Linked DNA regions of Homo sapiens: all the other regions are linked to region 1. Evidence: chromatin loops called from intact Hi-C (ENCODE). Cell type or tissue: CD4-positive, alpha-beta T cell. All regions are shown on one strand.

Region 1 (2,500 bases):
AGAGGTGAGCTACTGGAAAAGAATTGCCTGAAGATACTAAGTCAAAGGGCATAATTCAATAGGAAAATAATAAATGGCTTTCTCCCAGGCACTGGTAATACAGAAAGTGAATCCTGATCCCCTCCCTCTCTTTCACCTCACCCCTTCTTCTTCATAGCAGATCCTGACATGCAACATACAAAGAACCAAAAAAGTAACTAACAGGAGTGTTCACAATTTAGCTATGAGTTCAGACACACACTTAACTGAGAAGTGTGTGTCTCCATGTAATCCTGGCAAACACACTACCAACTGACATTTCAGTCCACCTGCAGAATAGACAGACAGCAGAAGAATTTACTCAACACATTCATGATTACCAAATGGCAAACCTGAAGCCTCCTGCAATGCAAAACGAAAATACGGCTCTGCACCAATAAAGTTATGTTCTAACAAAAATACTTTATTCCATGGTTGTGTGTTCCATTTCTGGGACTTCGCTCTATTTCAATGATATTCAGGTTTCGAGAGTAAAAAAAACGTTGGAAATGGGCAATCAATAAATTTCTTTCAAAAACCAGAATACTAGAAGGGAAAACATTTCAGCCACTCAAAGTTTTGTGGTGAAATTATAAACTCCAGAAAAACTGAATTTATAATGGAAATGCTGACAGACCTTTCAGTGGAGCAGTTTGAACGCAACACTGTAATTTGGCAATCTCTCTTACAGACTAAAGACTAATTCTAACAAGATGTCATTTTGACTCACGTTTATTATTACCTGCAAGAATGAAAAACGCCGTTTACTCGGGAGGTGCCCGAGAACCAGGGTGGGGCGATCTCACATTTTAAGCAAGACGCCCGCTGCCTTACCAAAATAGCCCTCTCCGCCAAAGGAGGGGCAGCCTTTCACGCTCAGCTTCTTTCATGTCAGCCCGAGCCTTTGCAGCAAGACGTGCCTTTCCTACATGTTACATTTTAATGATCTGAGAAAACCGTTATCAGCGTTAACATCTCTAATTTTACTCTAAACAGACAAAAGCAAAATATCTCATTAGGCATCATCTCCGCCAAGGTTCCCACTAGGCAGGAAAGGATTTTTATCTAAAGTAATTACCCTTTTTAGTTAAATACACTCAACAGATGAAATTTACAGAGAGTGAGAGACTGCAGCACTAGACAGCGAAGGTGAAAACCAGGAACGCCGCGTCTCGCCGCCCGCGGGCCCGCCGGGAGACTGCGGGTCCGTCTCGCGGGTGGGGCGCCCCGGTCCCTCTCGTTTCCTGGAGGCCACAGGTCACGGCGACGGCGGTGACCGGGAGAGCAGGCTGCGAGGCGCGCCTCATCGGGCCACAGACAAACCACCCCGGCAGCGGCCGCGCCGGAACTTCCCTCAAGTTACCAAACTCGCCTACGCGCGGGAGAGTGCTGGGGATGCCCCATGCGCCCGCGACCCCAGAAGCCAGGAGTGTGCCACCCCTTCACACACTCACTCCCGGCCCTGCACGCTTCCCCTCACGGTCCGAGTTCCTGCAAATGCTTGGCCAGACCGAGGTCGCCGAGATGCTCGCTCCAGTCTCTCCCCTCGTGGGCACCTAGGGTAGCCCGTGAGCGCCGCCCGCCGCCGTCTCCAGCGGCGCCGGGCTCCCGAACACCCGCCGGGTGAGCGAAGCACAGCGGGGCCACGGAGCGCCTCGACGCGGGGACGGGGAGGGCAGTGTCCCCTTCATAAACCAGTCTCCTGGGTGAAGCTTCTGGGGCTTGGAGACTGGAGTGTAGGGTGTGTGTGTGTGTGTGTGTGTGTGTGTGTTGCACCTTGACTTCATGGAGGATCTGTGGGAGAGGAGGTGCAAGGTTTCCCTCTCAGAAGCCTGGCGCCCTTAGGTCTTAGCTACGCGGGACGCTTTCCGACAACCCGATCTTTCGCTAGGAGAGATTCGATCCAGGTCTGCGCCGCGAGGCCCCCAGCTCGCCTCTTCCTGCGACCCTAAACTTGGGCTTTGATTCCCCGCCGGTCGCGGTGGTCCGGGCCACCCGGCGGCGGCTGACAGCTGAGCGCAAAGGCGCCGCGGCCAAGGTCCTCGCGGAGCAGCCCGGGATGCGCACGCCGAGGGTTAAGGAGGAGGCCGCCCGGCCTGGAGCTGGGATCGCAGGCTGGGGGCCGGGACACCCGGGCCTCGCCGGGCCGGGGGCAGGGCCGCGGGTCTGACAGCTGCTGCGGCTCGCGCGGACGCGCGCCTCCTGCAGCCCGCCCTCCCCATGCCTGACTTATTACTCTCTGCTCCTCCTCCCTCTGCTGTTCCAAAACACCCTTCGACGCCAGCAAAATACAATGCGCCTCGGCCGCCGTAAACAGCCGGGAGGGAGAGCACACATTCGGCGCGGCGCGGCCGCCGGCTCGGCTCCCACCCCCTTCCCGTTCCTAGAAAATGCCATAAAAGCGGGCAGGGCGCGGGGAGGGCGGCTGCGCGCCCGGCGGCCGGGGCTCCCTTCCCGCGCCGTTTCCCCACGCCTCCCCGCC
Region 2 (2,500 bases), 99 kb after region 1:
GGGAGCACGTAGAGTTTACTCTATACATCACAGTACAGTAAAAGACATCTAAAGGGCTTTTGAATGATGAATTATTCAAATTTATTTACTTATTGTGCACTTATATAAAATTCTTTTTTTTTCTTTGAGACGGAGTCTCGCTCTGTCACCCAGGCTGGAGCGCAGCGGTGCAATCTCGGCTCACTGTAACCTCCACCTCCCGGGTTCAAGCAATTCTCTTGCCTCAGCCTCCTGAGTAGCTGGGATTACAGGCTCGTCTCACCATGCCCAACTAATTTTTGTGTTTTTAGTAGAGACAGGGTTTCACCAGGCTGGTCTCGAACTCCTAAGCTCAGGTGATCCACCCGCCTCAGCCCCCCAGAGTGCTGGGATTACAGGCATGAGCCACTGCATCCAGCCAAATATATAAAATTATTTGTGAGCTATGAATGGGTGGAAGTATGAGTAACCTAGGGTCTGACTGTTTGGAAATTTCACACAGTAAGATAATGAAGGGTACACATGAATGGAACAGATAGTAAGGCCTGCCACTGAATAGTAGCAGTAGTAGCAGTAGTAGCAGTACTAGTAGTAGTAGTAGTAGTAGCAGCAGCAGTAGCTAGGCTCTTGGGTTGTGGGGTAGAGCCAATTCCAATCTCAGCTCTATGAACCACTGTTTGGGTGTTCTTGGGCAAGATAACCTCTTCTTATCTATAAATGGGGATGATGATGTTGATAGTAATACCTGTATCATAAGGTTGTTATGAAGACTAAATGAGACGATACATGTACCATGTTTAGCATGTCTGCTGTGTAGAATCTAGCTCATCAAATGTGAACCTGCAGCTGCTGAGGCTCTGCTAACAATAACCGTGTCTGAACAAGGGTGCGCTTTCCAATTCGATTGTGCCAGACTCACTACAGGATGTAGAAGGTGAGGAGAGAAACCCCGCAAGAGACAACATTAATTTGGTAGTGCCTGGGGTCAGCGTGTGTGTGCACCACTGCCCTCTACTGGAAGCAGTTCCCACAGATTTCTAAGAAATAACCAAGTGATTTCAGCACTCCCTTGTTTCAACATCCTGTAGTCTCCTTTGCAGAGAGCTTCACAGCCCATCTGAGATAATCTCCCCCCCTTTTCTGATACTTAGAGGCAGAAAAAATCCTATTGTCTGCTAGCCTCAGCTTCTCACCTGCTTTTAACTAATATGCAGTCTGGACAGGTATTGATTTTTCTGCTTTTCTCTGATTGCACTCATCAGTCATTTTATATTACTGGAGAGTCCATTAGCAATAAAAATAAAGGATGGATGTTACAAAGCCCATTAGAGAAACTTGCTCTCTGGATCTTTGGGACCAGGAAAACAATTAAAAGCACGTCATCTTATAAACATTCTAATAGAATTATTAGAAGGGTGAATAAACCCAGGATGTGATTACCAAGGGATGAAATGAAATCCTCCTTACTAGTCAATTAGAAGGGATTGCCCCGATGTTCCATAACACTGTGGTATGTAGGTGAGATGAAAAGATTAAATACTAGAATAAAGGACCATTACACAACAGAGATTCAGCTGTAGGCTCCCGCATAAGTGAATTTCAGGGCTATGATGAAGAATCTGAGATGAGAGAAAGGAAGTGTTTAAATATAAAAGAAAGAAGTGACTATCCAATTCTGACTTGGAAATGTAGGTAAGTTGATGAAACAAAGCCATCACTTCACTAGGTTGGGTCTAACTTGCTTCCCTTGTGCAGACGGTCACTGAAATTCTTCATGAGAAACGGAGAATAAAGCAGGACCAGACTCCAAGACTCTGATGCTTGTTGCCTGGAGAATGTTACTGATGCTGCTGCAGGTCCTCATGCTTCCTGGGTTGGCATGAGCTATGGATGTGAGTGACTAGCATCATTCTTAGCACAGGTTGGTACTCAAATATGTTAGTTCTCTTTCTCCTTTCCCCACTGGTGGGAGGGTGCATAGAATCAATGATTTTGAGAAGCCCATATTTCCAGTGACTATTATGCTGCATTTAACTTAATTTCCTTTTATTTTCATTAGCTTCTAAGTGTAAACAGTTTTCACATTAAGGGCTATTTGGACGTTTATTCTCTTTAGATGATCACTGAGTATATGTTAAGTTGGTTGAGGCTCTTTGGTCCAGAAAGCAGTAGATACTTGCAAAAAAATCATGTTATAGGTGGCAAATTTTTTTTCAACTTTTATTTTGGGTTCAGGGGGTATACGTGCAGGTTTTTTACTGGGTAAATTGTGTGTTTCTGAGGTTTGATGTACGAATGATCCCATCACCCATGTAGTGAGTATAGTACCTGATATGTTGTTTTTCAACCGGGGTCTCCCTCCCTACCTCCCACCTCTGGTAGTCCTGAGTGTCCAGTGTTCCCATTTTTATGTATAGGAGGCAAATTTTATGGTTTTTTTTCTCTCATCATAACAAGACATCAAGTTGTTTGGCATTGTACTAGGTTTTTCTACTGATTATAAAGTTGCTACACTGTGTTC
Region 3 (2,500 bases), 76 kb before region 1:
TGGCTAAAAGAAATAGCTGCACAATAGGGTTCTAAATAAATGCAGAATTGAAGAAATGCATCATAACAAAGATAATCAGGGTGACTATTTTGAAATGCTCCCCATTTCTGTTTTTCTTTCTGTTTTCAAATATTCCCTCTCATCCACGCGGCATATTTTCATTACATTTGTTGTAAGAATGTACATTTAGATAATCTACTCACTATTCTTTTATGCATTCTTTTACTCCAGCCAAAAAGGGAAAAAGTCCCTATCCAAACAAAGCTAATGCATGTAAGCAAATTTGAAGGAAAAAAAGAATTTCATGAATGAGCGGGAGACAATTTTTTAATGGAATGTTTTAAAGGCTTGTGGTATAAACAGTAAACAAAATTGATTCACTAACATTAATACTGTTTGCCATGATGTGAGAGTTGGTCTTTTTTTTTAATGCCCCAGAAGCTAAAGGAAAATAAATACTGTGGTAGGGAAAAATAATACCTTACTTGGCATTTTGAAGTCATTGCTCAATCCTTCTTGAGCAAGAAAACCATAGTAATGACTTTGTTTTACCTACCGCAATTATGGTACACCTCGCAGCAATCCTTCACAATATTTTCCTCCCTCTGTTCAAGTCCTGCTAAATAATCTCTGGAAACCATTAACTAAGAGTACGGTTCCAATTTTCCTGTTCTCCCTCCTCTGCTGCCTCAGTGTCATGTTGGCGTCAGGACAAAGCAAACTTGTATGACATCACAGAGCAAACTCATTTTCTGTAAACCAGCCCCTTGGTAGTTTACCGCTACTGGAACCCAACGCTGTCAACAGTGTGGTCTTTGTTTGGTGGGTGTTGCTCTAAAAATTTTTTTAAAGTTTCCCAACACCTTCTTCTTTTAAACAGAGGCAAGCTGCTGGAGGCGCCGTCCTCGCCTGGCCCGCCCCACTCTGTAAACTAGACATTACCTTATACACAAATGACTCTAGGCATTCCTCAGTCTAGCTGCCTCACTGCAAAATTCCTATGCTCCTCAGCAGCAGGGCAGCGCACATTCCCCTGGCTTCCCCTCTTTCCTCTTCCCCCACCCTCCTCTTTTTCTTTTCTTTCTTTTTTTTTTTTTTAATTTCCACTGCCTCACTGTGTTTTTGTGTAAATGATCTCACATGACTCAACAAATCCATCTGCCTGAAGCAGGCCAAGTCTGGAGCCCTCCCAGGAGGGAGGAGAAGAATTGCTTTGTGGAAAGGACCTGGAGCTCTGCCCTTTCTCTGGCTCGAATTACCCGCCTGTCAGGCCTGACGGATTTGGCTAAAAATAAAAGGAAACGGGCCGTGAAAAGCAGATGAATGGGCTCAGCAGTTCCTTAGATAACACAGGCCTGCTGTTGCCCAAAGCTCCCCAAACAGAAACTTCAAATGCAGGGCCTCTGAGTCAGTGATGTGGCTTCCAGGTGAACGAGGCCTGTCAAATCCACTGGAGTTGGGGGACATGGCCTGGGCTGTGAATTTCGGTTTCCTTTCCGTGTGTGTGTGTGTGTGTGTGTGTGTGTGTGTGTGTGACACAGAGAGTGAGAGTGCACGCAAGAGAGATTGAGAGAGTGAGAGAACCAGTCTAGTATTAAAAGGTTCTCAGAAAACAGTAGACTTCAGTGGAGTGAAGGCTTGTAAAAAAAAGAAAAAAAATTGTTGTTTCCACTACAAAATTATCCTTCTCCCCACCTCCAACACCAGACATTTTCAGCCTCCCTATGATGTCACTTCTCTGTTTAGAGCCAGCAAAGAGCTAAAAGTCTTTCTTGTAAGTGTATGCCCAGCGCCTGCAGTGGGTATTAAGCACTTAGGTTGGCAATGTAATGACACACTGTAACAATCTGTAATATGAGGCAGTCAGCAAAGCCCTGGCTCTGAAAGCTATTTCTCCCGACCATTAACCATATGTTTGGCTCCTCAGATAGCCAAGCGGGTGTTCCAGCTTACCATCTGGTTTCTATCCACACAAGCAACTGCAAAGCACAGGCTATGTCCCTCTGGAGCTGTGTGTTTCTTTTTCTCTCTCTTTTCCGCTCTTCTCTTCCCCTTTCCTCCTCCCAGCTCCTTTGGTTCCTTCTGCTAAAGAATTCTCTGCCATTCATCACGTACAAAGAAAACTTTACCTGACATGGCAGCGGCAGAGCCATTAAGAATGCACAGCTGTATTGTAAACACGCCAGAGGGCCATTTACCATCCGCGGAATCTGTACAAGTCGGGCTCTACCCCTTCCTCATCTACTGAGTGCTGACACTTGATCCAGCATGTTAAAAACAGGTACATTCTTGAGAGATCCAGGGGTTGCTGTGGTGCCCTTCATACTCACTTCATATTCTGGGAGTGGGGCTTTAAAACACATACACACACACACACACACACACACACACACGCTCCCGAAGTTTGCCTCTGCATTCAATCTGCCTGACGTCAGTCTCACACAGGATGACATACCACCACTGCAAATAACCAACTTAACTACAGGTTTTGATTCTTTTT

Evidence for each region. Peaks named below come from ENCODE experiments on the same cell type or tissue, not always from the same donor. Only the 100,000 strongest peaks of a DNase experiment are listed, where the experiment ranks them.
Region 2: it touches region 1 in a loop (6-fold over the local background); 64 of 110 quality-filtered maps call a loop at or near these places.
Region 3: a loop joins it to region 1, with 4 times the contacts of the local background. A loop is called at or near these places in 62 of 110 quality-filtered maps.

The regions. Positions count from the first base shown.
Region 1 is chr6:90,293,896-90,296,395 of GRCh38, forward strand. The region is part of intron 1 of BACH2 (BACH transcriptional regulator 2); the gene reads right to left. LOC124901361 (a long non-coding RNA gene) reads right to left here and starts at 1,311. Exons shown (of 2, transcript XR_007059676.1): 1 at 1-1,311. RefSeq lists an enhancer at 1,254-1,343 and a silencer at 2,127-2,186. In CD4-positive, alpha-beta T cell, CTCF peaks have their summits at 1,510 and 1,709; DNase peaks (open chromatin) are centred at 886, 1,396 and 2,266; H3K4me3 peaks cover 2,500 bases; H3K27ac peaks cover 1,217 bases.
Region 2 is chr6:90,392,499-90,394,998 of GRCh38, forward strand. No RefSeq gene overlaps it. Among named protein-coding and RNA genes, the nearest start is that of MIR4464, 81 kb to the left of the region's middle. In CD4-positive, alpha-beta T cell, CTCF peaks have their summits at 984 (motif pointing left) and 1,189; a DNase peak (open chromatin) is centred at 983.
Region 3 is chr6:90,217,423-90,219,922 of GRCh38, forward strand. The region is part of intron 3 of BACH2 (BACH transcriptional regulator 2); the gene reads right to left. Among named protein-coding and RNA genes, the nearest start is that of BACH2, 78 kb to the right of the region's middle. RefSeq lists an enhancer at 287-945. In CD4-positive, alpha-beta T cell, no CTCF peak of the experiment used is centred here; DNase peaks (open chromatin) are centred at 869, 1,459 and 2,409; H3K4me3 peaks cover 1,209 bases; H3K27ac peaks cover 1,855 bases.